2 separate regions of the Homo sapiens genome follow, and region 2 is linked to region 1. The links are chromatin loops, found by intact Hi-C in ENCODE. Cell type or tissue: gastrocnemius medialis. All regions are shown on one strand. Each heading gives the region's core, and the rest is flanking DNA. Links, peaks and the distances in the headings are about the cores only.

The links. Peaks named below come from ENCODE experiments on the same cell type or tissue, not always from the same donor. Only the 100,000 strongest peaks of a DNase experiment are listed, where the experiment ranks them.
Region 2: a loop joins it to region 1, with 7 times the contacts of the local background. A loop is called at or near these places in 5 of 110 quality-filtered maps.

What each region holds. Positions count from the first base shown.
Region 1 is chr12:93,886,256-93,901,997 of GRCh38, reverse strand. LOC105369911 (a long non-coding RNA gene) reads left to right here. Exons shown (of 3, transcript NR_135017.1): 3 at 6,633-7,033. It also overlaps a transcript of CRADD not described here. Among named protein-coding and RNA genes, the nearest start is that of CRADD-AS1, 160 kb to the right of the region's middle. In gastrocnemius medialis, for the core only: CTCF peaks have their summits at 5,354, 9,002 and 9,209; DNase peaks (open chromatin) are centred at 7,037, 7,347 and 8,237; H3K4me3 peaks cover 1,328 bases; H3K27ac peaks cover 3,575 bases.
Region 2 is chr12:93,936,083-93,951,824 of GRCh38, reverse strand. LOC105369911 (a long non-coding RNA gene) reads left to right here and starts at 8,219. Exons shown (of 3, transcript NR_135017.1): 1 at 8,219-8,280. In gastrocnemius medialis, for the core only: a CTCF peak has its summit at 7,703; a DNase peak (open chromatin) is centred at 7,814; H3K27ac peaks cover 1,900 bases.

The DNA of each region.
Region 1 (15,742 bases), core at 2,847-10,846:
AATATATTTAAAGAAGTTTATTCCAAGCCGATGTGAGTACCTTCATCCCAGGTTGCACAATCTCAAGAGGAACTGAGAAAGGAAGCCTAAACTAGTCAGGTTACAGTTTGGTTTTAGACATTTCAGGGAGACAGGAATTGCAGTTAAAATCATAAATCAATACGTGGAAAGTATACGTTGGATTGGCCCAAAAAGTGTGACATCACAAAGCTTGATTTAAATCCTTGAAATCAGTAGAAAGGAAAGCCTGAATTAAGATAAGGAGGTTGTGGAGGCCAAGGTTCTGATGTAGATGAACGTTATAGGTGGCAGCCCTCAGAGAGAATAGATGGTGAATGTCTCTTCTCAGACTTTAAAGGTGTCAGACTCTCAGTTAATCAGGGAAAGACCTAGAAGGGGAAAGTCCTGGCTACATTTATGGAGATTCTCTACAGATGCAAAATTTCCCCACAAAAGATGGCTTTGCAAAGTCATTTCAATCTGTTGGCCCTGTGGCAGCCATTTCAAAATATGTTAAAGAAATATATTTTGGGGTAAAATATTTTGGTTTCCTTCAGGGTATGCTATCTGTCATGTGATGCTATATCTGAGTCAGGTTGTAAAGTAAGCCATATTATATAAGATTAATAAAACTCAGCCAGGTGTGGGGGCTCACACCTGTAATCCCAACACTTTGGGTGGCCAAGTCAGGAGGTCACTTGAGCCCAGGAGTTTGAGACCAGCCTGGGCAATATAGTGAGACCCCATCACAATAAAAAAAAGTTAAAAAATTTTAAAAAATGGCTAATAAAGCCTGTCTAATGAGATTTTATGGTTTCTAAGGTGTGACTCTCCAGGCCCCTTAGATAGGAATTTGGGCAAGAGAAAAAAAAAGTCAGAGTTCTCACTCATTAAATCTATTTTTTTTTTCTTTTGGAGACAGAGTCCTTCTCTGTCACCCAGGCTGGAGTGCAGTGGTACAATCACAGCTCACTGCAGCCCTGACCTCCCAAGCTCAAGCAATCCTCCTGCCTCAGCCTCCCAAGTAGCTGGACTACAGGTGGCACCACCATGCCTGGCTAATTTTGTGTGTGTGTGTGTGGAGGTGGGGGGTCTCACTATGTTGCCCATACTGGTCTCAAACTCCTGGGCACAAGTGATCCTCCCACCTTGGCTTCCCAAAGTGCTGGGATTACAGGCATGAGCCACTGCACCCAGCCTTCATTAAATCCTTGCAGCATCTCCATGAGCTAGGTCCTATTTTTATTACCACTTTTCACACAGTGAAACAGATGCAGAGAGATTCAGTAACTTACCCAAGGCCACACAGCTTGTGAGTGATGGAGCTGAGATTTGAACCCGGCAGTCTGACTGGAGGGTTAGGGATGATCCCTGGGCTGGGAGAGAGGCATCCCTGAGACAAATCTCTGCCCCAACACTCACTAATCAATTGACTTTTAGACAACAACTTAACTTTTTGCAGTCCTAATTTCTCCATCTCTTGACTTAGGGCATTGCTGTAGTAATATAAATAATATTATACCTACAACATGAGATCGCTGTGACACTGGTGGGCTGGGAGAGGTCCCCAAACAATGGTGGGACCTCGACCCTAGCTAGTGTCCAGGCCCTTGACACTTTCATGAGAAGGAATTCAAGGAGGAGCTGAACAACAGTGAAAGTATGGAGATTTGTTTATTTTTATTTTTGAGACAGGGTCTCACTCTGTCGCCCAGGCTGGAGTGCAGTGGCATGATCTCAGCCTCGACCTCCCAGGCTCAAGTGATCCTCCCACCTCAACCCACTGTGTAGCTGGGACTACAGGTGTTCACCACCACGCCCAGCTAGTTTTTGAATTGTGTGTGTGTGTGTGTGTGTGTGTGTGTGTGTGTGTAGATGGGGTTTCTCCATGTTGCCAGGTTGGTCACAAACTCCTGGACTCAAGCGATCCTCCTGCCTCAGCCTCCCAAAGTGCTTGGATTACAGGCATATGCCACTGCGCCCGGCTAGACAGAGAGCTTGATTGCAAAGTAAAAATACACACTCAAGACAAGGGAGTGCTGGCGTACTCAAAAGACAGAGTCACATGGAGCTTGGGGTTCCTATCATTATTGATTTCTTTAACCAAGGGGTGGAATATTCATAAAGATTCCTGGAAAAAGGTGAGGATTTCTTGGAACTGTAGTGCCACCCATTTTTACACCAAATATGGGTGTTCCTGGAAACATCATGGTACTGGTGGGTGAGGGTATAATGAGGTCTTGGGAGAAACCTAGGTCAAATGCAGCACCATGTTGGGTCCAGTTGGTCTTAGCCAGCTTGGCCCACACCCTGGTTTTCCAGGGTCTTATCAGCCCCCAGCTTCTATAGTTATTTCAAGAGTTTCCTTTTTGCAAGGCATGTGAAAATACTGCCTGGAATTTTCTGTTCTCCTTTGACCACACTGAATTTTTCCTGACTCAGTTGTTGAGGATCAATTCAGATCATGCAATGGCCCAGAGTAGATGCTCCATAAAGGTTATTGTTGCAATGATGATGTTCCAAATGGACAGCCTAGATATCTCCAGGTATCTGGAATGACGTCTTAGCATGGTGAGACATTTAGTGTGTCTCTTCTGCTCCTCACTGGAGTTTATGGGGAGACCTACTCCCCAGCCCAGGTAGCCAAAGGCAGCCCCTTTATTATATTATAGAATCTAACTGGGGTCCACTTCCCCAGTGCGGTAAGATCAGATATCTACATCAGGGTTTGCAGTGGGAGAAAGGAAGGTGTTTATTTGCAGGGCACCATGCAAGGAGAACCAGGCAACTAATGCTTAAGTCCCCACCTCCCTGATGGCTTGCAGGTAAGAGTTTTTAAAGGCAGCGGTAAATTTCAGGAAAGCAGAAGTTACAGGCAAAATCATAAACCAATACCCAGGTTACATACTGGTTTGGGCCTAAAAGGGCAGGATATCTTGAAGCAGAAGGCTTACAGGTCATAAGTAGATTCAAAGCTTTTCTGATTTGCAACTGGTTAAGAAAGAGAAGCTTTGTTTAAAAATCTGGGGCCAGCAGAAATAAAGGTTAGCTCTACCTCTTTGGGTGTGACTTTCTCTAGGCCCTTCAGGAAGAAATTTAGAACAAAGTACAGTGATCAGAGTTCAGTTCCTAGTTCCTCCTTATCTGAGATCTATATGTAGGGGGGATGGGTTTGGTGAGAGTCCAGGTTTCTGAAAAACAACTCAGAGACTCACGTTAAGATGCTATCTTTAGTTTCTATAGGGAACCAAACATCCTGTGACTCTGGCTTCCTTGGCTATTGTTTTAGGCTACTTTTTTTTTTAAGCCAGAGTCTTGCTCTGTCGCCCAGGCTGGAGTGCAGTGGCGCCATCTCAGCTCACTGCAACCTCCGCCTCCCAGGCTCAAGCAATTCTCCTGCCTCAGCCTCCCAAGTAGCTGGGATTACAGGCATGCGCCGCCACGCCTGGCTAATTTTTGTGCTTTTAGTAGAGACAAGGTTTCACCCTATTGGCCAGGCTGGTCTCCTGACCTCAAGTGATCCACCCACCTCAGCCTCCCAAAGTGCAGGGATTACAGGCGTGAGCCACCGCGCCCAGCCTGTTTTAGGCTACTATTACCTTCTTGCTTATCCAGTTGTTATCTGGACTAGGGTCTTAGCATGGGGCTAAGCTCCTCAGGGCTAGCTAGGTGCCTGGAATTTCCCTTAAAGGGACTCAAGGCTTTCCTTTATTTCCATGCTTGACCCTCTCCCACCAGTCCATCCCCTACAGGCCCCTAAGAGGAGGGTCCCTGCTTGTCTCCTCTTTTCAATTCCGTAGCGTCCATGGTGATGGCAGGTCCAACTACTACAGGCCCCTCCTTGGGAGGCCTCCTCTCTTACCACACCTACCCCCAGCCTACATAGTCTTCTCCCTTTGGGTTAAGCCAACCTGACCTCCCATCTGTGGGGATGGGAATAAGGGTGTTTATAATTCAAGGAACCTCGATTGTCTGCACACAGGCCTACGATGACTCTCCTCCTCAAACACATTGACCCTGAGGTGAAAGAAGCTGTTGAAGGGTTTTCTGAATCATCCACAACAAAACAATTTCAAAGAATTGTGGCAGCCAAATCCATTTTGTTGTTTAGATCCCAATTTTTCGAAAATCCTCAATCCATGAATGACAGCAACCTGTGGGGGAAGGCGGGGGGGGGTGGAGGTGGGAGGAGTAGGGAGGGCCCTTAGGTCCTGGAGTTGGACACAGCCTTAGATGTGGCTTCACCCTGTCAAAGAACAAAATTTTCACACATTGAATTTAAAGGTCCAGTTGGCTTTTATTATCGATTTGTGAATCAGGCAGCATCTTATCTATAAAATAGAAAAGGTGCTTTGAAGAACCAAGCAGATGGATGGGCAGAAAAGCCTGGGGATAGCAAGATCAAGAAACATGAAGTGGCTTGGTCATTTCAAAGTTACTTTCCTTAAAGGGTTTATACACAGGGGACTTCCCTCTCATGCCTGTGCAGGTGGATGGGGACCCTTTTGATACAGGAGCTAGAAAGAAATTAGGCAGTTAGTGAGGGTAAGAGAGTCCTCAGCAAGGTTACCCTTTTAATAAAAAGCAGCCCCCGAATCATTTCTTTTCTAACAAAGAGTGGCCTGAAAAGTTGAGCTGCAAACATAGATAAGCAAACTGGAAGCTTGCATGGATGAATGCTGGCAGCTATGCCAATAGGAAAAGGCTACCTGGGGACCAGGCATGTTCAGCATGGAGGCTCCATCTTCCCTTTTCTTTGTCACCACGTGTACAGTAAAGAAACAGGCAATATGGCACATATCTGCATAATAAAAGATTAGGGTGGGGTAGCCATCTTCTTCGCACGTTATGTAAATGACACACCTGGTCCAACCAACCTTTGGGCCCTATGTAAATCAGACACTGCCTCCTCAAGATCATCTATAAAACCCTGTGCATTTCACCATGGAACCGGAAGACCTACTCGAGAATCCCCCTCTCTGCAGGAGAGAGACCTATTCTCTTTCTTTCGCCTGTTAAACTCACTCTGTGTGTGTCTGCATCCTCGATTTCTTTGGCATGAGGCAGTGAACCTCAGGTATCACCCCAGATGAATGACACCACTTCACTTTCAGTTGGTTGCTGTAAATCTCCTGATTTTTGGAAAACTGGCCCGTTTTAAAGTTCAGTTTGAGCACATGTCAGGTAGCACAAGTGACACTATTCTGGTTTGCTTTGGTCTGTTGGAGCCCAGTGGAAGGACTCTGTCCAAAGCAATGGCCTCCTATAAATTTTATTTAACAACCTGAGCCTGGGGTAATAGTGACCCAGATAATGGTACTGTGGCTTAGAGAGTCATTTCTCCCTAGTGGTCACTGTGTGTTTTACCAGACAGAACAAAGAGCTGCAGATCCAGGAACAGTGGTTAGCCAACTCAACAGCATTTCCCAGGGAGATGGCTCTCTGTGTAACAGTCATAATTTATCAAACATTTTTGGTCCTTCAGAAACATTCCTGTTTTCTTCTCTCTCCTCAGCACTTCCTGTTTCTCTTTCATTTGGAACTTTTTCTCCTTCGCTATGCCCATCTCCTTTTCTTCCTGGTATTTCTCTCGCTTTCCCTCTTCATTGCTAATCTCCTTCTTCTTCTCTTAACTGGTATCGTCTTTCATATGTATTGAATATGTGTCAGTGTTCCCTGTTATCAGTTTAAAAACTAGATCAATTTATACCCCAAATGGAGTGAACAGATTGAACAAAACACCTGATGCCCATTAAATCTGAATTTCAGATAAATAATAATAATATTTGGAATACAATTATACAAAAAATATTATTGCTTACCTGAAATTTAAATTTAACTGGGCATCCTGTATTGTATTCTCACAGCCCTGCCTCCACCTATAGCTCAGTGTGGGCTTCAAATCTTGTTTGTCCTGAGAGTCAGTGGCTCTTGCAAATAAAACCAGGTCCCACGAATTTTTTATGATGAACCTGGTAACTGTCTTACACTTTTTTTTTGAGACAGGGTCTTGCTGTAAACCCAGGCTGGAGTGCAGTGGCACTATCATGGCTCACTGCAGCCTCAGTCTCCTGGGCTCAAGGAATCCTCCCACACAGCCTCCCAAGTAGCTGGGATTATAGGTGTGCACCACCACACCTGGCTAATTTTTAGATTTTTTGTAGAGGTGAGGTTTTGCCATGTTGCCCAGGCTGGTCTTGAACTTTTGGGCTCAAGCAATCCTCTCACTTGGGCCTCCTGAAGTGCTGGGATTACAGGAGTGAGCCACCATGTCCAGCAGTCTCTTATAATTTAAAAAATGTGATCAATCAACATTTCCTGAACACCCCAAATTGCAGAGAGTTTTTGGTCTCTTGCTTTTATGTGACACCTACATCTTCCAGGAGCTTGTTTTTAAAGGCAGCTGGCCTTCTTGAGGCACTCTTAAGCCCTGCCATCACTGTGCCATCCCAGAAATTGGAGAAAGCTCAGGGTGCAGATTCCCAGGGTGGCTGAATTCAAACCGCAATGTCAGGCCCCTGTTAGGGAAGTTAAGGGAAAGTTAATTCTGTGGGAAGTGGGGAGGGGAGGAGTAGAAATTATAAGCTTTTCTTTCAATATGACATCTTTGCCTTGTATTTCCTGTACCTCAGGAATGACCGAAGGATTGGGGAAGAAAATACTCCCCCTGCTGATGCTCCTTTGGTTCTACTTGGGAGTGAAGCTCACAAGAGGAGGGACTGCAATAAACGTTCCCCAGATGATGCAGAGGTCTCTCTCTGCTGACAGTTAATACCTTGCCTCCAAGCCTGAATCGCCTTCCTGTCTGCGGGGTGTCTGAACGAACACAGCAAGATGTGCAGGTCACTGAGTTAGAAGAAGTCGGCAGGGCCTAAGGCCTTCTGCAAGGTGTGACTCTCTCCCTCCATACTGAGAACATTTTGAAGTGACTTCAGAGGCTGCAGGGCTTGGGAAGTCCCATGAGAACCGCTCCCCTTTCCCAAGGCACCGACATGGCCTGTAGCCAGGCATTGCTGTTTCTCAGCAGACTGATCCAGGCCAGGCTTTCTGCTCTCCCTGCTGGAGGACCGCCATCCTTATTGAATGTATTTCCAAGAAAGCAGTTGACGGGCTTGGCTGTGCTATTTCTGGAAATGTTCAATAGGCCATCTTCTGGCAGGGACCGCTGCTGATGGATGGGTCTGAAGGGGAGACCGAGTGCTCAGCGCCATCTCGGCCCCGGCCTATTCCCAGGTGTCTCTGAGCAACAGCCGTCCCCAAATACCACGGGCCGGCAGCTGGCGGGGGCTGTGGGCCTCTGTGGAACTTGCTTCCTCCCTGGCAGGGAAGCTGCCAGCAGGCCTACTGCTAAATGAAGACAGGCGCCCTGTGACTATAAATTACAAAACACATCAGCTCCGGCTGATGCACCGCATGTCCCGCAGTCAGTTCTGCAGGGGACACTTGGCCACTGCCAAAGGGCATTCCAGACAGTGGCTTTAACTCTTGTGGCAGCCACAGGAGAGAGGCCAAGCCTGTTGCTGGGCAGAGGAGCTCTTGGCAACTCCCAGAGGTTGCAATTGCTCTGGACTGCTGAGCTCTGTATAGACCAGGGCTTCTCACCCTCTGCACCATTGACATTTTGGACAACATACTTCTTTGTTAGGGGCCATCTGAGCATTGTAGGTTTAGCAGCATCTCTGTTATCTACTCACTAGATGCCAACATAATCCCCTGCCCCCCGCCCACCCACACACATACACAGAATTGTGACAACCAAAAACGCCTCCAGACATTGTCAAATGTCCCCTGGAAGGCAAAATCGCCCTTGATTGAGAACCACTGGTGTAGAGGAAAGAGGGTAGGGTCTGGGGTGATGGCAGAGAGAGGAAGATGCCAGTTCAGAATCTCCAGGTGAGCTGTGAAGCCAGGCAAGTAACAGAATCCTTTGGCCTCAGTTTCCTCATCTCTAAAATGAGAAGAAAGAGAAGGTCAAATCAAGGGAGTATGGCGATCAGCTGAGCTAATGTGTGTGGTGCACTTTGAGATGTATTTAAGCTCTAGGTCAAACAACGTAGGAATAGATGATCTAGTGCTTATTTTTTTTTTTTTCTTTTTTGAGATGGAGTCTTGCTCTGTCGCCCAGGCTGGAGTGCAGTGGTGTGGTTCACTGCTACCTCTGCCTCCCAGGTTCAGGTGATTCTCCTGCCTCAGCCTCCAGAGTAGCTCGGATTACAGGCACATGCTACCGCGCCTGGCTAATTTTTGTATTGTTAGTAGAGACAGGATTTCATCATGTTGGCCAGGCTGGTCCTGAACTCCTGACCTCAGGTGATCGGCCCATCTCAGCCTCCCAAAGTGTTGGGATTACAGGCATGAGCCACTGCGCCCAGCCTAGTGCTTAAATTTAAAGAACATGGCTCCCTTTGAAGAATTTAGCCGAGTATTTATAAAATTCCCCGTGACTCTTAAATTAAAACAAACAAATGCTTTAGAAAGCTTTTCTCTTTATTTTTTTTCTTCTGACTTCTAACAAGAATAAGTATGCCGTGTCTGCCTGAGGTTAATGTACATGATTTCCCCTAGTCTTCCTTGAAAGAGGCTTCAATTTTTTTTTTTTAAATCAACACCCTAGGAATTGTGTCCGTCCAATGAACAAACAGAAAGTAATGAGGGAAGGGAATGCCCCTCTATTTTATTCACAAAATTAGCATCCTTTTCTTTATAGTTAGTAACAAAAACTGGTAAGGAACCACCACAGCCCTATAGAAAGACACTGTTGCTTTAAATGAGCTTTGCTGTTATATAATTCTCTGGCTGATTTCACCCCTCCAGCTTTCAAGGAACTGTAAAGAAATCTCTAAAGGCTAATATTTCTCCTGTTCACACTGGCAGAAAAACACAAAGGAAACTGGTAACCTGAGCTCCCTGGAAGGTAAAAAAGGAAGAGCCGAGTCCTGGAGGACAGGGCTACATGTGTCCCTTCCCGTCTTGGGGACCTTGTCAAGCACCAGGCGGCTGCAGCCCTTCTTTACAGCACAGCCTGTGTTCTTTCGGAAGAGCCAAGGCCACATTTGCTTTGGGAAACAAGACACTGTGATTAATCAAGGAAAACAAAAACAGCTTCGTTTTCCATAATGGGCCCATGGAAAGGCTTTTCTAGGAAAAACCTTGATCAAGCTGTTCCTTCTATTTCCCTAGTGGCCAACAGGGCTGGAGGGGGAGCACGGGAGAGCAGATGGGGTGAGCAAGAAGGTATCCATGAAAGTTTATTCCCGAATGATCCCTTCCAGAAACAAGGCTTCATTATGTTCACTTGCCCAAAGCACTGAGAGCGCCCACCAGCTAACAGCAAGGGCCCCCCTTCCAAGGCCAGGCATCACTGTCCTGGCACCCAACGTGCCCACCCACTCCTACTAGATCATTCCAGTCAGACAGGGTTCCTTGAAGGGAGATTAGGGGAGTGACACTCCGAACCAAACAAAGGAACAAAGAAGGGTCAGAAAAGGCAGGCAGACTCGGCACTGTGGTAAAACGCTCTCACATGCTTACGTCACAGTTGCAATCACAACGTAATCCTTACACTGGTACAGACAGGCGCAGGGCTGGGATCGGGGTGAGATCAGTGGGGGCACTGCCTGTGGTGCAAAATTTAGGGGCACCAAATAAACGCAATAATCAAATAATATTTTAATGCAATATTTTTAAGTGAAAATTGGTGTCAAAAATCCAGGATGAACAAAATATCAAAATATTGAAATTTAAAATCAAGATCCAGTTTCACAGACATTGGGTGTACCTGCCGATCAGCACACACTTGACTTTGGCTTTGCAGGGCCTCCTTGAAGGAGCTCGGTAAAGCAGCGTGAGCAAAGAAGCCCTGGATTTGGAGACAGAAGAGCAGGGGTCTTTGTGCACAACGTATATCTCCCACCTCTCTGAGCTCTGTTCTCCTTTGCAAAGTGGGCTTAATACTCACCTGTCTATCTCACAGGGTTTGTTGGGACCAAATGAGATCTTGTTCATGGGAGCATTTGATAAACCATAATCTATGACATCCTTGAAATGGATAACAGAAAGTATAACCATAATACTGGTAATTACAGTAGTGGGTAAAACAGGATATTCTTGGAAAGGGAAGGGAAGAAGTGGCAGGAGAGAGGACAAGGAGGTCGGGGGGAGTAAGGGACAGGCAGTGTGGTGAGAAGTGCGAGGAGCCCAGATTCTGAAATCTGACCGGCATTCAAGTCTCAGCTCAGCTATGACAGCTTACTGAACCTCAGCCTGTTCTCCAACCTCTCTGAGCCTCAGTTTTCTCAGTCTTAAAATGGGGATAATAATAGATTGACCATGAAGTAATACGTGCATAGCACCTAGTGTGGTCTGCAAACAGCTGGGTGTTAACCCCTTCCATCACACACACACATAAGTGTGTACATGCACACCTCCCTGCATACCCCAGTCCCCATCCCAGAGTAAACAAAAAGAATCAAACTCTGTAAAATATTTGAAGAGATTTATTCCCTTTTTTTGACACGGAGTGTCGCTCTGTCACCCAGGCTGGAGTGCAGTGACACAATCTCGGCTCACTGCAACCTCTGCCTCCAGGGTTCAAGTGATTCTTGTGCTTCAGCCTCTCAAGTAGCTGGGATTACAGGTATGTGCCACCATGCCCGGCTAATTTTTGTGTTTTTAGTAGAGATGGGGTTGCCACGTTGGCCAGGCTGGTCTCGAACTCCTGGCCTCAAGCAATCTGCCTGTCTCGGCCTCCCAAAGTGCTGGGATTCCAGGCGTGAGCCACCACACACGCCATTGAAAAGATTTATTCTGAGCCAAATATGAGAGAGGCCTGTGACACAGCCCTCAGGAGATCCTGAGAACATGTGCCCAAGGTGGTCAGGCTGCAGCTTGGTTTTATACATTTTACAGAGACATGAGACTTCAATCAAATACATTTAAGAAATACATTGGGCTAGGCGTGGTGGCTCATGCCTGTAATCCCAGCACTTTGGGAGGCTGAGGCAGATGGATCACTTGAGGCCAGGAGTTTGAGACCAGCCTGGCTAACAGGGCAAAACCCCATCTCTACTAAGAATACCAAAAAATTAGTCAGGTGTGGCACGTGCCTGTAGTCCCAATTACTTGGGAGGCTGAAGCATGAGAATCACAGGAGGTGGAGGCTGCAGTGAGCCAAATAGTGCCACTGCACTCTAGCCTGGGTGACAGAGGGAGACTCTGTCTCAAAAAAAAAAAAAGAAAGAAAGAAAAAACAAGCAACAACAACAAAAGAAAACATTGGTTTGGTTCAGTAAGGTGGGACAACTGGAAGCAGGCTATAGGTAGATTGAAAAATTTTCTGGTTGAGAATTGGTTGCATTTACAGCAGGATGGCAGGGCCAGTCTCCACCCATGACTGAAACCCACAAGTCCTGCCCAGGGACCCAAGCTCTGGGCTCCTGCCCTTCCCCTCCAGATCTAACCTCCTTCCTGCACGGACAGAGGTCCCAAACTGACTGCGGGAGCGTGTCTTATTGAGCTCAAACAATGTTTTTCATTTTTTAAAATTACTTGCCAACATTTAAAAATTGGGAGATTCTTATAAAAATCCCAATTTCTAGCCCATCTATTAAAATCCAGATTTCCAGCTTGTCTAGAAATATCTAAATGTTCAGCAATTGATAACAATAATTCCCATGTACTGAGAATATACTCAATGCTGAGCACAGTGCTCAATATTTTAGTTATTTTTTCTCTTTAAACCTTCACAGCAATTCTGTACTCCCTCCCCATTCTACAGATGATAAATCTGAGGCTCAGAAAACTTAAATAACCTATCCAAAATACACACAGCTAATAAACAGCCTGGCTAGAGTTAAACCCAGGGGAATTTGACTATAATTCCATGCTTTCAAATTTATGTACTTCCCACCATCCTGGAAGGTATGGACTAAACTATCGGTTTTCAAAAGTGTTGCAAGAAGGCTCGGAGGCCCGGGCTGAGTATGTATGGGGTGAGGAAGAGGAAGCTGGCTCAGGCCCCAGGGCTCCTACTTTTGTTAGGGCAGGTCTTTTTTTAAAAACCATTTTACATACTGGAGTTCCCTTCAAGTTGTCTTTTAGAAAAATAATCTCACTGCTCTGAGACAAAACCAAAACAAAGCCCCAAGCCCTGGTGATCTCCACTTTACCTTCTCTCCATGGCACCATGATTTCCGGGGTCAGCAGGAAAAGCTCCTTCTTCTCCCATTCCCAATTTACTGACCACATCCCTATGTTATTGCATCACTTCCGGGGCTATCTCTTTATGTTACGGCATCACCTCCAGTTGCATCTTTGAGCAGCTGGGGCCTGATTGGGCTATGACTTACAACCCTCGCTTGGCCAAGTGTCCAGAGACTTGGGAGCCATGGAGCCACGGCCCTTCCTCTGAGACCCGCTGGGGGTAGACAGGCCAACACCAGGTGAGAAGTGCTGCAGTGGAGGGCAAGGGTGAGGGGGTGAGGATGGCAGAGGCTAAAAGCCACTGAGCCTGGTAGAAAAGATGCCCCCTTTTATCTGTCATCATGAATTTCAGTCCTGTCATGATTGTCTATGAATTGAGTGTTTTCTTTAGGGTGACCTCAGAGGAATTACAGTGTGGTCAGAAGAGCACCTGGAGGAACCTGAGCTGGGCTCTGTCACTGCTTGGCATTGCATGAACTTGGTCCTATATAAAATGTGCATGGCATCTCTCTATGTACCTCACCCACTAGCCCTGGAGACATAGGGAGACTAAAAGGCATAAAGTGGCATGTTAATGAATGTCCTGTTTTAATTACTTGCATATGGTCCGACAAGCACAAACCAGGAAAAAGTGAGAGCTTCCAGACCCTCTTTGAAGACAGGGCTGCTGGAGCTAGCCTTGTCACATGATGTCAGCCTTGGCATCAACTGCCATCCATGTGCCGATGACTCCCAATTCCACAACCCATCTGGATCTCTCTCCTGAGATTCTGACGGTGGTTCTTATGGAACAGCTCCCCTTGGCTGTACCCCACCACTCCTCCAGCAGCATTTCCAAAATGGAGCTCCTCACCACCTCTTTGAAACCTGCTCCTTCTGCAGGGTTCTGTGGTCCAGGAGCTGGTATCCTCAGCCATACAGCCCAGAAACCTGGAAGCCATTCTTGACTGCTTCCCTACCTCATTCCACACATCTGACAACAATCTCAAGATGTGGTTGGTTCAGTCTACCCCTTAAGGAGCTCTTGAATCTGTCTACTTCTCTCCAGCTCTAATGGATTAACTTGGACTAGACTACCCCCATCTCTGGCCTGGATGACAGCAACTCCAGCTGCTGGGTCTCCTGCTACTGGTCTTGCCCTCCCCATCCCACACCCCACCACCCTGCCTTGCATGCTCCAAATCCCCAAACAGATCTTTCTGAAACACATGCACAGAATGATGACCTTTCTAAAACACACATATGATCATCTTATCCTCATGCTTAAACCCTTGCAACAGTCAGTTGGGATAAAGCCCTAATGCTTTCACATGGTATAGAAGGTGAGCCCCCACCCATCTATCTGCCATCTCTATCTTTTTTTTTTTTTTTTGAGACGGAGTCTCACTCTGTCACCCAGGCTGGAGTGCAGTGGCACGATCTCGGCTCACTGCAAGCTCCGCCTCCCGGGTTCATGCCATTCTCCCACCTCAGCCTCCCGAGTAGCTAAGACTACAAGCGCCCACCACCATGCCCGCTAATTTTTTTGTATTTTTAGTAGAGACGGGGTTTCACCGTGTTAGCTATGATGGTCTCGATCTCCTGACCTCGTGATCCGCCTGCCTCGGCCTCCCAAAGTGCTGGGATTACAGGCATAAGCCACCGCGCCCGGCCTGCCATCTCTATCCTTAACAGTCTGTCCAGACTGAATCTCTTTCAGTTCCCCAAACACACCCCATTCTCTCATCCCTATTCCTTTGTGCATGTTTCTCTTTCCACTGAGAATACACTCCATTAACTCCCACTCATCCTTTGGGTCTCAGCTCAGGTGGCACTTTAACCGGGAAGCTTTTGCTGACTTTCCAAGACTGAGTTAGGTACCCATCTACTGCATTTCCCTGGGCACCTTGTCCTGCCTTCATGTTATACATGAAGTCTACATGCCATAATTCCTTGTTGACTTGACTGCTTTTCCCATCCAGCTATGAACTCCATAAACGTTAACGTGTAATTCTGTTTTCATTTGTATCCCCTGTGCCTTAGTCACAGCCAGGCACGTAGTATGTGCTCAGTAAATTTTATTTTTGTGACTAAAGTGCTCAGGCCATCAAAAAGATGAGTTGCCTTTTAGTAGAAGCATTAAGAGGCACTACTAGGAAAGAGTGTGCTTGCTAAAGCAAGTATTTCAGTCAGATGTGCAAATCAAACTGTGCTTTAACAATACCAAGAACCGACTATTAACACCTTGGCGATTTGCTAACTTCTCTGCTTCCTAGAAGTCTACGTATTTTGGAATTTGTTTGTAGAAGTTGTGAAACACAGTCTCCTTCGACATATTTAAGAACTTCCTGAGTTTCGCTTAATTTCTTCTTGCCAGACGGACATGGCTTCAAATCCTTATTTTGTATCCTCTGTGTTGTGACCTTCCTTACCCTCCACTCGTTAGCGGCCCTGGCATTGAGATCTGCCGACGGCAATATCTGATAAAAGCCTGTCATTAAAAGTGTATCTGTGCCTGGTGTCAAGAGGCAGCAGAAGCTGAGACTTTGATTTTTCATTTTTAATCATCGTTTTGATCTCCCTTTTACCCCAAGGTTTCCAAATTCTGGGGCTTTGTGACCTTTGGACGATTGGGTAAGCTATTGTAATTCTCATATTTCCCCACAGATTTTCTCTCATTTTCAAAAGAGACAAACTAGCAGATTCAAAATGCACTGAACCCTCCCTGTGTTACACTACAGGAAGTGCAAAGATCTGGATTCAAGTCTTCACGCTACTGTTTATAGGCTTATAACTGTGGGCAACCCACCTAACTTCCTTGAACTTCAGCTTTCTCTTCTGCAGAATCAGAATGGCACCAGCCTCCCACCTCACTCTCTGTCTTGCGCGTGGTAGGCAGTGAATAAATATTAGCGTCCTTCCCAAACAGTTCTGCTATTAATTATGCCCATGACCATAAAATGGTCCCTTTGGAACCTCCGCAGATTGAAATGATTTTCTATGATAATAAATCTCCACTGTTAGCAGGGGCAGTTGCCAGACAGTCTCGATGGCCACACTCACCCATGCTGCGAAAGCTTTTAAAGCTCCTATTAAATGATAGGATTGTTTGTTTTCGTTCCTTCAAAGTAAGATCCACATACTCTGCTCATTCTTGTGGTCCTGGGGAAGGGAAAACTTAATCCCACATAGAAGACTGAGTCACTGACCTCTCCCATTACTTGAACTGCCTATCTCCAGAATTCAGCTGGACTACCGTCAGGTGAAACAAAATCATGTGAGGAGGAGAAAGTGAAATGCCTATGGGTGGGGAGTTGATAAACTCTCAAGGCAGTGAAATGTAAGAAGCAAGAGGCAGGCTGGGCGCAGTGGCTCACACCCGTAATCCCAGCACTTTAGCAGGCCAAGGCGGACAGATCGCTTGAGCTCAAGAGTTTGAGACCAGCCTGGGCAACATGGCAAAACCCCATTTCTACAAAAAATATAAAAATTAGCCAGGTTTTGTGGCATGCACCTGTAGTCCTAGCTATTTGGGAGACTGAGGTGGGAGGATCGAGCCCAG
Region 2 (15,742 bases), core at 3,610-11,609, 49 kb before region 1:
ACTACAGTGAGTATTTGCACGGCATATTTTTTCCCCCAAATTTAACACCTAACCAATATGTATCCTTATGTTTAGGACATGTAAACAACATATATTTGTGCCCTGCTTTTATCTAGCTTGGCAGTCTCTACCTTTTGATTGTAGTGTTTAGTCCATTTGCCTTAATGTAATTATTGATAACATAGGGTTTAACCCTATCATTTTGCTGTTTCTGTCCTTTTCAATACATTTGTCCTCTACAGCTGTTCTTTTTTCCTTGCCTTAATTTGGGTTAAACAAATATTTCTTAGTATTTTCTTTATCTTCTTTATTAACTTTTAGCTATGCCTGTTTATTTTGTCTTTTTAAGAGGAACTACAACATACACCATTAATTTATTCTAGTCTACTATGAATTTAATATTATACCACCTCACGCATACACAGTATGGTTAAGCAATATACACTCCTTTATGTCCTCCTATCCTTTTTGCTGTTATTGTCAGATATTTTACTCCTGTATATGTTACAAACCTCCTCAATACATTATTATTTATATATTACATATTCAATTGTCTTTTAAACAAATAAAAAAACAATGAATATGTTTTATATATGTGCCTGCATGTTTAGCATTTCTGGTGTTCTTCATTCTTCCATGTAGATTCAACTTTCTGTTCTTTTTTTTTTTTTTTGAGACAGGGTCTCCTCCTGTCACCCAGGCTGGAGGGCAGTGGCACGATCTCAGCTCATTGCAACCTCTGCCTCCTGGGTTCAAGTGATTCTCCCACCTCAGCCTTCAAGTACCTGAGACTACAGGTGCACACCACATGCCTGCCTAATTTTTGTATTTTTAATAGAGACGGGATTTTGCCATGTTGATCAAGCTGGTCTCGAACTCCTGACCTCAAGTGATCTGCCCACCTTGGCCTCCCAAAGTGCTGGGATTACAAGCATGAGCCACCATGCCCAGCCCAACCTTCTGTTATCATTTTATTTCAACCTGAAGATCTGCTTTTAACATTTTCTGTAGTGTAGCCTATTGTAATGAATCCTTTCAACGTGTGTTTCTATGGAAGTATGTTTATTTCTACTTTACCTTGGAAAGGTATTTTTGCTGAATACAGAATTATAGGTTGATAGGGTGTCCCTACCATTTTAGCCTTTAAAATGTGATTCCATTGTTCTCTGGTTTGCATTGATTTTGATGAGAAGTTAGTGCATATTTTTATCATTCTCCTGTGATAACTTATCCCTTTAAGAATTTTTTGTTTTGTTTCATTGTTGTTCTCAAAAATTGGATGATGATATGGCTAGAAATAGTTTTCTGTGTGCTTATTCCACTTGGAATTTGTTCAGATTTTTGAGGCTTGCGGGTTGTTATTTTTCATCACATTTGGAAAAAGTTTAGTTATTATTTCTTCAAATGTATTTTTCTTTCCCGGTTTTTCTCTTCTCTCCTTTTGGAACTAAAATTACTAATATGTTAGACTTCTTGATACGGCCCTACAGGTCACTAAGGCTGTATTTATTTTTTAAATCCTTTTTCAAAGTTGGATAATTTATTTTAACCGGTTTGCAAGTGTACTGAACTTTTCTTCTGCAATGGCACATCTGCCATTGAGCCCATCCAGAGAATTTTTTATTTCACATATTGCATTTTTCACTCTGGGAATTTATAGTTGTTCTTTTTTATAATTTCCACTTCCTTGTTTAGGTTTCTCTTCTGTATACAATGTCAATATTTTAACAAATCCTTGAATACATTTATTATATCTGTTTTGAAGTCCTGACTCATTAATTCTCACATCTCTGTCAACTCTGGATCTGTTTGTATTGACTGTTTTTTTCTCCTGGATATGTAACACATTTGCCTGCTTATTTGTTTATCTAGTAATTTGTTATTGTGTGCTGAATCTTTAGAATGTTATTTGGTTGACAGTCCTCCTTTAATTAGTGCTGAGTTTTATTCTCACTAGCAGTTAATTTACTTTCAACTTCACTTGGTCTGTCAGTGCTATGGTTTGAATGTGTCCCCTCCAAAATTTATGGGTTGAAACTTAATAGCCAGTGTGACAGCATCAAGAGATGTGGTCTTTAAGATGCCATTAGGTCATGAGGACTCCTCCGTCATGAATGGGATTAGGCCCTTATAGAAGAGGCTTCAGTCACCATTCTGCCCTCTTTTCCCCTTTCTTCTACCATGTAAGGATGCAGTTTTCCTCTGCTCTGGGTAAGCCAATAAGATGCCATCTTGGAAGAAAAGATTGGGCCCTCACCACATACTGACCTGCTAGTACCTTGATCTTGTATTTCTCAGCCTCCAAAATTGTGAATAATAAACTTCTCTTCTTTACAAATCATCGAGGCTTAGATGTTTTATTATAGTAGCACAAATTGTTTAATTGTTATAGTAGCCCAAATGGTTTAAGGCAATCAGGGTTTGATTTTAGGCTTTATTGGGTAAGTCTAAAGTTGTTCTTACTCTAGGGCTAGAATAGCCCTACTTCTAACATTTGGTCATTATAATGGTCAACTAATTGCTGTGGATTTTTAGTGAAGTCTTTACCCTCTGGTTTATCAAAACTGGAATATCTTGAACCCCTTATTCAGCTCATACTCTACTAGTAGTTGTTCTCTATCAGAGAACCCTGAACACATGCAGCTTAGTACTCAGCTAGACTCAAGGAAACCCATATGCAAAATTTGGGACTTTCTCCTCTCAAGTATCCTACTTTGAAAATTCCAAGCAGCCTCAGCATTTCTGAACTCTGATCTCTCTTTACTTTGCCCAGAAAAACACTTTATTCTCTTTGGGTTCCACCTCCCTTTGCCTTTATTTGCAATGTGCCCCTAGTTAATTTACTTTTTTTCTTATAAATTGAATTTTCATGGAGATGAATGGGAAGCTCTTTGTGTGTTTTTCTCCTCTCAAGAATTATATTCCTCTATTGTCTGTTTTATAATGCCTGGAAACCACTTCTTCATATGTTGTGTCCGACATTACACTTGGACACAAAAATACATTAAAGTGAGAAGACAAGTCTGGTATCTATTTTTCTCTCATGGCCGGAATTAGAAGTTGTATCCAGTAAGTCTTTGTGCTGCTGTAAGACACCAGAAATGTCTAAGGTTCCTAGGGGAGGAATGGCTGGGAGGACAAGAGAAGGAAGAAACCTAATTGTTTAGGCTCCAAAATTTCAACACTGGAAGACCTTGAGAACAACAGTTTACAAAGAAGGAGCTTGAATTTGCATATAAATACCACTTTTGCATAAAAAGTCAACAATATGTCTATTGACTATTTGAAAAGTGGGAGCATGGTTGTTGATGGATAATAGGAAAGAGGTAAAGCCATTTTAAGCCCCATTAGCCTACAACGAGTCACTAAACACCTATGTTTCCTTAGCATGGTGGGCTGGAGGTAGAGGGGGAGTTTTGATTTATTAAAGAAAATAAAACTATGTGATCTTTCTTGTACACAGAATTTGGGGGTAAGTCTCAAGAACTTCTTTCATCCTTTAAAGAAACTCTCCATAAGGGCAATTAGTCAAGTGAGTTTCTTTGCTGTGGCCATTTATCCTTATGAGATACTTAGCTCTAATCTTCATTAGAAAATTAAAGGAATTACTAAAACTATAAAATCCTACCAAAATACTCCTGCAAACTCTTGAAAATCACACTAGCAACGATTAAGAAGAGGGTTTCTTCTCTCAATGTAAAGCTATGAAACAAAAACATTGAAGGAATTACATTTTCTCTAGTGCACTTAGAATAATGAAGACGATACAAGTGAGAATAACCTCTCTATAACACATATTTATCCATTTGCAACAACTATCCTGCTGATAATTATGATAAAATACATTTTGAAAACCATTAGCTAAGCATCCTCTTCATAATTTATAAAACATAATTAATTTTTTCATCTTTAAAGGAGAATAAATTCTATTTGAAGGCACATACGATCTTATGATCGTAGTCCCGATCATGTTTTTGAGTTCCTTGAAGACAAAGAAATCCACTCTGACTCATTTCAGCAGTAAAATGAGTTTATTTCAAAAAGAATTAAACAGCTGAAGGGCTCCAAGGGAGGCCCAGAGACAAAAGATTAGAGGCTAGCAGACAGGAACAGTGCCCCAACCTGTGCTGCAGAGCTGCTCAGTGAAGTCATCATTGCCCCCTGCTTGGGACAGCCACCAGAGCTGGCCCTATCACTGCTGCTTTAATGAACAGAATGTCTCTGCCTTTATCCTTGCCAGATGGACTCTGTGCACCATCACTAGTGTAAGGAGGAAAAAATTAATTTTTTCTCTCCCCTTTCTGAGCTCTTGGTTGGAATGGACTGCTGTAACAAAATGAGAGAAAAACAAAGTTTAATAACATGTATACCTCATGTATGTACACATGGGAGATATTCAGGTGTAGGGTCAAAGAAGGAAAGCTTCCCCTTCGCCCTCCGAAGGTTCACTGAAAGTGAACTGATAAGAAGGAGATTAGTAGGAGCAAAAGAATACAAATTTAATTTTAAAATGCACAAGGGAAAATCACAGGAGAGTGATTACCCAAATACCTAATGAGGTCCAGATGATTACACACCCTTCTTCATAAGGGGGAGAGGAGGGATGGAAAATGGTAGGAATTTCTTTTGAGGAGTAGTAAAATGTTTCTTAGGGAAAATGAATGAACCAAGGGACAGAAATTAGCTTGTAAATGATTGTCTTCAAAATTAGATATTATCTTGTGAAGAAGTTCATCCAGATGTAGATTCTTCAGTCTTCTACCTATGATAGATAATCAAATTCAGGGAAGGGTAATGGAAGGTGATTGTATTCTATTTGGCAGGGCTGGTCTTAAGGTAAATAAGTCAATATCAGTGTGAAGTATCTCCCAGCATTTTACTTTAATTTTTTACAATCAGCATATCAGAATGCCATACTGTGGTGTGAAATTCCCTGGGATCCTTCAGGGGGAATGCTATAGTTTGAATGTGTATTGCCTCCAAACCTCATGTTGAAATTTGATCCCAATGTTGGAGGTAGGGATTAATGGGAGGTGTTTGAGTCATGGGGTAGATCCCTCATGAATGGCTTGGTGCCATCTTTGTCATAATAAGTGAGTTCTTGCTCATTAGTTCCCTCGAGAACTGGTTGTTAAAAAGAGCCTGGTACCTCCCCCACCCCCATTGCTTCCTCCCTCACCATGTGATTTCTGCACGTGCCAGCTTCCCTTCCCCTTCCACCATGAGTTGAAGCAGCCTGAGACCCTCACCAGAAGCAAGTGCTGGTGCCATGCTTCTTGTGCAGCCTGCAGAACTGTGAGCCAAACAAACCTCTTTTCTTTATGAATTACCCAGCCTCAGGTATTCCTTTATAGCAACATAAATGAAATAATACAGGAAATATCTCAAAGCTTTTGAATAAATCTCAGAAGTATCATAGCTTTGACTTCAAGCTTAAATACTATTCTCTGAAACAAAGAAAGTTCCTACCCAGTTAGAGGGAGGAAAAGCACCTTAAACAAGGGTAACTATACAAAAAAAAAACCTTACTTGTGTTTAAGTTGCCTTCTCTATTGATAAGAGTTTTTAGTAACTTAGACTCATTCTTTTTCTTCTACAGAGATGAGACACCCTTACGATGGAGATTTCCTTTATAGATGCAAATTTCTCTTACAAAAGCTTAACTTCTACTCTGTTTTCAGAGCTTCTCCTGTGTCTACTGTCTCCCCAAATAATCAGCTCAAAGTGATCCTTATTTTAAAGAGGCATATTTGGGGTACACATTCTGGCCACCTACAGCCATATTTTGGGGTGAAATAGTCTCATCTCCTACATAATATTCTAAACAAATGTAGGACAGATGTATCTGACTGATGGACCTAGATCCCATTGCTGTATTCTTACTACATAGGAGGCTAGGAAAATGAGATTTTGGTTTTTATGCTAGGGAGGAATGCATTCACAAGGTGAGAAATCACCTCAAATGCAAGGACAGATAAAATAATGGATAAATAAATAAGAGTAGGAAGGAAGAACCTTAAAAATTATTAGATGAACTTCCTCGATTTACCAATTTAAGGAAATAAAGACACATAAGATGGAAACGATTTACCCCAAATCTACTCCTTCTCATGCCAGATAAGGCCTTTTCCAACTTGCAGGAATGACAAATACCTCAGACACTCCTTTGTTCCACTTTCACAGAAGACACCTCTAATGTAGAGTATCATGAAGAGTATCTTCATGATACTCTTTCTCATGAAGCCCAGATTTGGACTCAGTCTTTTTCAATACAGCCCACTGAGCAGCTATAACCACAATTAGCACTAGAGATGGAAACAATTTGCCAGCCCTGTACTGTAGCAGGCTGACATTCACTCAACAAAATCTTGAATGAATTAATGAATAGAGAATAAAGTCTCATATAATTAACACCCTTGGAGTCCACAAAGGATCTTTTAGGTAGTTTGTTAGATGATCTCCTTGAGAATTAATATTTATTATGCCCAGTTGTCTCTATTTTGGCTACTGGCACAAATTCATAATTTGTTTACAACAGTTAATAAACAATCAAGCTTCAACTCATTGTTGCACTGCCAGCAATCACACCCATCTCCCCATTCATTCGTATGAAGATGTTTTACTTTTCAAGTGTCAAAGTGGGTAGAATTTGAGCTTGGGAGATGTTTCTTCCTGGCATGGGAGATTGTAACTACATGATGCTGCTGGACTCCTGCCATTTCCTTTTGGAAGTGGGTTGATGGCAAACCAACTCTGGCTTCTATCCCTGCTGAAATTCAGTGGGGTTTAACTACACTGCCTTAGTGTGTATCTAATCCAAAGATGACATCGGACTGGCCCCTTGCTTAGATAATCCAGAGAATGTAATACATTGGTATAAAGTAGTTAAGGGTTTTGTTTTTTTAAGAAATAAGTTTTGCTTTTGAATACAAGTGACAGAATTTCTTGAGGAAAAAAATAAGGAATTTTACTGTCTCATTGACAAATCATTGATGAGCAGAGCTAGCTTCAGCCAGTTCCAAGGACTCATACAAGGCCACCTCTGGACTTTGCCTTCTTTCATGTTGGGCCTTGTCCTCAGGCTTCACATAGTAGCTTCTGGAAGCTTCAAATTTACTCTTCTAGGTTCAAATTCAGTGGAATAGATGGCACTTCTTGGTGGCTTCTATGTAAGTATTAGTATTTCCTCCAACGGAAAAACCTGAATACAGAAATTAGCCAGGCATGGTAGTGCACACCTGTAATCCCAGCTACTCTGAGGCGGGCACAAGAATCGCTTGAGCCCATGAAGCATAGGTTGCAGCAGTGAGCTGAGATGATGCCACTGCCCTCCAGCCTGGGTGACAGAGCAAGACAAAGAAAAGAAAAAGAAACAACTTGGTTCATGTGAACATTCCAGAACCAACTACTGTGGCTTGAGTGATTCAGTGCCCTAATTGGCCATGTCTAGATTACATATCCCGTCCTGGATCTGAGGTTGGAACAATACCGTTACATCTAAAAACAGTGAATGTCCACCACGAGGGCGTATTCAAACACTGTCCGGCAGGGAATAGATGGCACACTCAAAGGAGCAATTGAAGAGAGTTTTACGAAGGGAAACAGACAAAGGATAGAGAAGCATGTAGGGCTGGGAACAGGGGGACACTAGTTCCAACCCCCTAGGGCTGAAGGTGAATGATGAAGGAGCTGTTGTGGGAACGGAGTGAGAGGTGTAGCCATGGGTATGGGCCACCAGGCAGAGCTGTGACCAGATATAGACGAGCACAGCCACTGCCACAGCCCAGCCCAGAAGGGAGGGTGTAGAGTGACAACATTTCTCCACCCCTCTCTCCTCCCAACTTCTGATTCATTTCTCATGCTTCTGATTACCCAAGCCTAACCAGGAGCCAGAAGGCAAGGAGCCTGGGTATCATAGTCTGCAGAGGGCAGCCTCTTGGAATAAAGGGCAGGGTAGAAGGAGTCTGTGGATTTGATCTGAAAGGCAACAAAATAACTAGCACACTTTGTTCCTGTAAATCAGGGGTTGGCAAACTCTTGCCTGTAAAGGTGGAAAGGGAGTGATCCCTCTCCTCCCCATCATAAGGGCCACAGCCAACACTCCTTTAACAAAAGATAGGTTAACAAGAGAAACTCATAACAAATTTCTTTAAACATAGTTTTATGTGACATGGGATCCTTCAGAGTGAAGACAAAAATACATGGGGAAAACTGTCCATTTTTATGCTGGGGTTTGATGAAGAATGGACAGCTGTGTAGGCCTGCAACTGGATAAAAAGGGTAAGAGCTAATGGGAATAGACTGAGTGGGGAGACCCAGCAAGGCCTGTCTTTTCAGGTTCTTCCTGGCCTCTCTGTGCAGCATTGCTTCTTTCTGGATATGGGACAGGACGCTTTCTGGATATGGGACAGGACGCTTTCTGGAATGGGAGGCTTATGACCTACAATCAGACAAGGCAGGTCAGAGAAGTTCTTTTCTTTTGAGACAGAGTCTTGCTCTGTCGCCAGGCTAGAGTGCTGTGGTGCGATCTTGGCTCACTGCAACCTCCAACTCCCTGGTTCAAGGGATTCTCCTGCCTCCGCCTCCCGAGTAGCTGGGATTATAGGCATGCACCACCATGCCTGGCTAATTTTTGTATTTTTTTAGTAGAGATGGGGTTTCACTATGTTGGCCAGGATGGTCTCGATCTCCTGACCTCGTGATCCACCTGCCTTGGCCTCCCAAAGTGCTGGGATTACAGGAGTGAGCCACCGCACCGGCCCAGGTCAGAGAGTTTCTTCATGGCCAACTCCCACACAAAAAGGGAGGGAGAAAGTTAGAGTAATATTGTTAGGTTTTGCGGCTGGCTTTGGAGAAGGGGTTCTGGTTTCTGTGACCTGCCTTGGGGAAGAGGAATTCTTATTTCTATGGCTAGCCTCAGGGAGAATGAGAGGCGAGAGACAGGAGGGCAGGAGAAGGTCCAAAAGAGACTTTACTTCTGAGGCTGTTTCTGAGGCCTTCACACTGGGGATCATTTTCTGAGCCTCAGCAGACTCATGGGCCAAATGTGGCCCACCACCTGTTTCTATAAGAAAAATTTTATTGGAACACATCCAATAAGCAAATTCTTGTTTATTCATTGTCTGTGGTTGTGTCTGCACTACAACAGCAAAGTTAGGTAGTTGTGATAGGAACCATATGGCCCATGAAACTTAAAATATTTACTCTCTGGAGCTATACAAAAAAGGTTCACTGACCCCTGGCCTAGGCCAACACAGCCACTGTGCCTGACACACAGATGGTATGTAAATGAGGTACTAAAACTAAATGAATGACCTAAAGCCTTGGTGACAGTCACAATGTGAATGAACTTAAGCTTCAACCCCAGGAGATCATTGCAATTGCAAGGCCCTCAAGCCATTTCCCTTTATTCCAGAATTGCTTGTGTGGCTTACTCCCTTCCTCTGTAACTACTGCTACAGTCCAACTGCCACTGTCCCTCTTGATCTCTGCTGCTGCTGTGTCCTCTTGGTTCAGTTGATATGGTCATTTTCTTTGGCTGCCATGAATATCAGTGTTTTCCCTGCCAAGGCCCTGGAATTTAGGAGAGGGTGTACTCCTAAGAGATTATAATGCCTTTTTGACTTCCAAATGGGAGACTGCTCTTTCCTTTTTATCTCCCTTCTTTGGGTTACTTGGGATAAGAATCTCAGAGACTAAGGGGACACTGTATAGCATCATCAAGTATTATCTCCAAAAGCTCTCTTCCTTGCCCTGTTAACCAAAGTCCCAGTGTAGAGCGCAGGCACTTGGATTTTTTCATCTCTCAGGAGTTCCTTGTTTACCCAGGGTACTCCTCATTGAACTTGGGATGCTCTTTACTTTTGTTCAGGGGGTTAATTCTGGCAGTGCAGCTCCACATTCCGTTTATTTACTCATGACTTCATTCATTCAACATGATGTCTTCCAGGAAGCCACCAACAGTGCAATCTTGGCTCACCGCAATCTCCACCTCCCGGGTTCAAGCAATTCTCCTGCCTCAGCCTCCTGAGTAGCTGGGATTACAGCCATGCGCCACCATGCCTGGCTAATTTTGTATTTTTAGTAGAGATAGAGTTTTTCCATGTTGGTCAGGGTGGTCTCAATCTCCCAACCTCAGGTGATCCATCTGCCTTGGCCTCCCAAAGTGCTGAGATTACAGCCATGAGGCACCACACCCGGCCAACAGCTACCTTTAATAGAAGCCCAACAGTCATCTTAATACTGCACAGTTTTTGAGATACGAGGCAGACTGGTCCCTACTTTATGCCTTGATTATGATCACTGCCCTAGATTTTGATCACAGTGTATAAAAACAGCCAGGTTACATCAGTAACCACATGAATATGACATAGTGACCAATAAAACTTAGCCCAGATTAATCCAACACAGTGATGTGCATAGTCATTGCACTTTATGGTAATCAGGTATAGATGGAACAGAAATATTGTAATGCTAGTTTTCACGCAACCCTAACAGGGGTCAGAAGAAGAGAGGAGATAGACAACTAGGAGAAGCTGAAAAAAATGCTCTGGGTCATTTTTTAAAGACTTCTGATAATATTTAGAGATGTGGGGCCAGTTGGTGTAACTGGAGAGATGAGAATGCTATAAAATGGAAAGAAATCAGAAGGAAGAGAAGTTGGGCATAAAAAGTAGCTTGGAGCCCAAACACCAATGTTGTCCATATTGCCCCTCGCCTAGGGCTGATGAAAGTCTCCAGATCTGGAGAGGAAGAAAAGGAAGATTAGAAAGAAAGGAGCAAGGTGCCTCCAGAGGGATTCTCAGGAGGAGGACAGATGCCGGGCAGTGCACTGGAGGTAGTTTTGGCCAAACACCTGCCATGGGCACAGTGTCGTAAAAAATATACTGCTACTGAAGAAACAACTGTCTCTCAACATCTGTGAAATGGAAATCAAGCCCCTACTATTGGCAAGGAACCCCTACTCACTCATCTTATTCAAGTGGAGAACCCTATTTCAATTCCTCAACTGAAAGCCATCAAGTTTGTGGATGGATAATGGAAAGGGAAAATGGCTTTGTAGATAGATTCTCTGATTGCCTAGTGTGTATGTGAGCATGTACATCTCGGACAGGACTGGTAAAAGTCTGTGTATTATGCACACACAGACACATACACTTTTACCAGTCCTCTCCAGGGATTCTTCAAAAACACAAATCCACTCATGCTAGCGTCCTCTCTAAAGTTTCCCAACGATTTCCCATTGTTCCTAGATAAACTAATGTGGCTTCCAGGGCCCTGTGTGACCTGCCTACTGCATCCCTCTCAGTACTAGCATCTTCACAATATCATCTTATATTCTGTCTTTCACCCAGACTGAACTGCCACTCACTTCCTGTTGGGAACCATGCCCTCCCTTATCTCATTTCTTTGTGACCCACTCTTCCATGGCCCAGACTTCACTCGTTAACTTCTGCTTGTCCCCCAGGTGTTCGTTCACTGAGGTGTTCTGGATGTCTGGGCCAGGTTAAATCTCCCTTTATGGGCCTTCCACTGTGTGTCTACGCTCTTGGTTGTAACACTCACTACAATTTAAGGCAATTGCTTACACAGTTGCCTGTCTTCCCAGCTGGTCTAGATGCGGGCAGGGACCTTGTCTGTTTTCACTCATCTCTGCGTCCCCAGCATCGAGCACATGTCTGGCATAGAGAAGACACTAAAGTAAACTCATTGACCCATTGAATGAGGCTCACTAGAGAGGAAAAGAAAAATCACCATCCTCGTTACTCACACCCACCTCATTTCTTGGCACAAGTGCAGGTTGTTAGCTGGGTAGCTTGTTTTCTCAGAAGCAGAACAGTATTTTTATGATAATAATATAAACTCCAAATGTCCATTTTTTGATATTTAAAGATAAATCTCACCCTATAGTATACGAAATAAGGATTTCCTTTGATCCATTTGCTGCCTGGCTCTGAAGTGCTGTGATCTTTTCCAGTCCTTGACAAACGAATCTGAATCTGTATTATGCAACTACTAAACTGATCATAATTTTCTGTGCCCAGAACAATAAACTAACAGATGTTTGGAAAGAGCATTAGAGGAAATGAAAAATAATTTATAGGAATACAATGGAGCCAATAGTTTAGTACCCCCAAAATAATAATCTCTAAGAACATAAAAATAATTGCTTCCTACTACAAAAAAAAAAAAAACTTTAAATGCTACTTTCTAAAAAATATATACCTGTTAGAAACAGAGAGAAGCTGAACTTCTGTCTCATTACTACCCATATTCTGTGTGATTTATTCCATTCATTTTTCTGACAATGCCCTTCAAACTCTGTAGGTTCACTGGGGCCCCTTTAAGCCCTCAGAGCTCTCTGTCTTATCAACAAGGATTTCCTTCTTTAACTGACATAGACTCAATGCCTTAATTAAATACTCTACCTCAACTAGATTTTCTTTTCTCAAAATGTTTTATTGTTTTAATTCATAGAACTATAAAACTTTTTAGCTGGCATGCCCTTGGAGCAGTCATCTTCAATATTTAGCCCAATTTTTGTTAATATATAAAACCAGTCTGGGTTCATCTGAGTCCTCAATATTTCGGCTCATGTGTCTGATACAACAATGAGATGTGTGGATTGCGTGACTTGGAACAAATGTGCTCTAAGGGATATGGGTGTGTTGTCAAGCCAAGGCTAATGAAGGATTGCAGAGCTTCCAGAATGTGGGAAACCTCTGACTCTGGGGTATATAAGAGAGTATGGTCAGGGCTGTAAACCATTCCATTCAAAGAACCCATGAAGTAGTGAAGCTGGTCAGCTATTGAGCCATAACTGTGGATAATTTTATGGTAACTGGGAGACACTGTTGTATTACAGTCAGCATTGTACTTAGTGACTGCTGACATTTTTGTATTGTTTTCAGTCTTTTAAAGTTTTCAATAGTGCTATCCACATTCTTTTATTTGAAAGTGTGCTGCAAGCACTAGAAGAATGAGAATCACCATCTTAGTAAGGGGTCAAGCCCCCAGTCCCCTCTTAAGGCTAAGGAAACTAAAGTTATAGAAGGAGAAGGTATTTGAGGCTGAGTAACCCAGCTTGCTTAAGGTCCATATGGTCAAGACTAGAATTCAGTCCTCACAACCCTCAAGACCTTTTTCTACTATGCCTTATTTCTACTCTTGAGTTGATAAACCTAGGTCACCAGGGTTTAAAATGAGCAGGAAAAACAAAATCTGTTAAAACAGATAGGGACTGATGTGGTTTGGTTCTGTGTCTCCACCCAAATCTGATATCCAGTTGTAGTCCCCACGTGTCAGGGGAGGTGGTTGGATCATGGGGCAGTTTCCCCGATGCTGTCCTCATGATAGTGAGTGGGTTCTCTGAAGAGCTGATGGTTTTAAAGTGTTGCATTTTCTTGTTCTCTCTCTCTCTTTCTGTCTCTCTCCTGCCACCTTATGAAGAAGGTACCTGCTTCTCCTTTTCCTTCTGCCATGATCGCAAGTTTCCTGATGCCTCCCCAGCCATGCAGAACTATGAGTCAATTAAACCGCTGTGGTTTATAAATTACCTGGTCTCAGGTAATATCTTTATAGCAGTGTGAGAACGGATGATACAGGGGTTTAACAGACCCCCTCAGCAGACCCCTGCCTGCACTGAGCTTGTGTCTCCATTTGGCTGTCTAGAGCGTTGTACATCCTCTCTTTCAAGAGCGATCAAATTCACGAAGACCAAACCTGTCTAAATATTTGCACTGAGAGTTGGACATCTTGTAGAGATAAGCACAACTTAAGTTGCTTTTCTTTGTTGTTATCACATCATGGGACTCTTGCACAATGCATGATGGCTCTCCATTAACAAGGGTGAGCAGGAAAGAGCAGGGCACTTCGGATATTTGGGATTCTGCAAGACAGGAACGGAGAGTTGAAGAAATTCACGTGGTTATGGCACCCGACCTCTGAGGGGAATAGCAGGAAGCACATTTTAGAGCACCCATGTTGACCTCAGGTGTCCTACCTGCAGGCCTTGGTAATATAAGGGAATCCAAATCAGCAGATCAATGGAACCAGTGGGAATCCAGGTGAAAGTGGTGTTAAAGGCAGTTGGGAATTCATGGTGTGATTCTGAATGATACTTTCATTCACAGCAAATCTGCAGCCCCTGGTTGAGAAAGGGGAGTAGCAAGTATCCAGCCCCAGGGAAGAGGCCTGGGACTATGTAGGCAAAAGTCAGGCACTCATCTAAGCAGTCTGGTGTTTTGCAAAGAAATCCAGTTCCAGCAAGATTGTTGGGAGGTGAAATGCAGTTGTAAGACAAGCCCGATAGGAAGTGGCCAGTGGGACCCTGTGCCTCAGTGGGCATGTGAGGCACTGAGGACACAATGGAGGTCTCTGTGGGATGAAGATGTTCATTATACATAATACTTGGTTAAAATTTTTATTCAAAGATTCAATAATTTATGCTTTAGAGTGAAGAAATAACCCAAGAATGTCTACATGTCTAAGACAAACAAAAAATGGTTTTATCAGAATTCCCAGTCAAGACATCATGTACCAGGTCTCTACGTCCCTCCAGTCTCATCTGTCATAAATGTTTGACCTCCCCACCCTCTGAACCCCTAACTTCACCTCCTTAGTTGACCACAGAAAACAGGTTGTAGGCCCTGTTTTCATTTATTGCCACCAGCCTTTTTGTGCTCTTCTTTCTCCCTGAAATGCCCTTCCCTTCCCCTCTGTGGTTCTGATGGTCTGGTGGACCCTGTTGTTAATGCTTCCACTTCCCACCCAAATGGAGTTCATTCCTCCCATCTTTATCCCACTATTCTATTTCTTGATTAATGTAATTATGACTGGGCTGATATTCAGCCATTGGGCACCACGTTGGCAGCACTGATTGTAAAATTACAGAAACACTTCTGGGAGAGTTGATAAAAGGCTGCTGTCCCAAGACCTCCACATGCCTCCTTTCTGTTCCTCCCACTCCAGCCAGTTCCAGGCCTCCCCAGGATGTAGTCACTGAAGGATTAATGCTGGGAGCAGCAGGACCCTCCCCAGCACCCTGGCCAAGGTCTTCTGTTGCTCTTACCTAGTCTTGGAAATTCTCAAGTGTGAATCAGAACAACCAGGCTCTAATTTGTACTTGCACTGAACTTTGGGCAAATCCCTTAGTTTCTCTGAGTCTTAGTTTTCTCATCTGTAAGATGGAGATGGATGCCTACCTTGCAGGACTTCCAGTGAGGTCGCTGGGTTGATGGGCATATATGCTTCAGCTTTTAGTAGCAGTATGTGATAATTTTGAGTGATATTCAGCTGAGCAAGGATGCCGAGAAAAATCCCAGATGAAAGAAGCAAGGCCTGACCAGCACTAACCTGAACAATTTGGGCTGACAGACTGTGGCTTTCCAGCCTTGTTATGGCCAGTGGTTAAAGGAAGGGAGGGTAGGGTAAGTTCTAGTTTCCCAAGGACAATGTAGTGGCCTAAATCACTTCTTTTGTGACTTTACTTGTCCAACTCTCCCCGGGCATGTGAGGAAATCTAGTTTATATCACCTTTGTTTTTTCCATAAAGCTCTTGAATGGGTGTGTGTGCTTGGTGGCTGCAGTCTTCTGAGAACCCAAGTTTCTTGGAAGTTCTTAAGAGTCCAGGCACTATTCCCTGGAAAATGTGTGTTTCCTGGGGATTATTAGAAGCTTAAACCTTCGGTCAAAGTTAAGCATCTAGAAAATTGTTCCTGGAAAGTGTTGTCAACACCTTCTT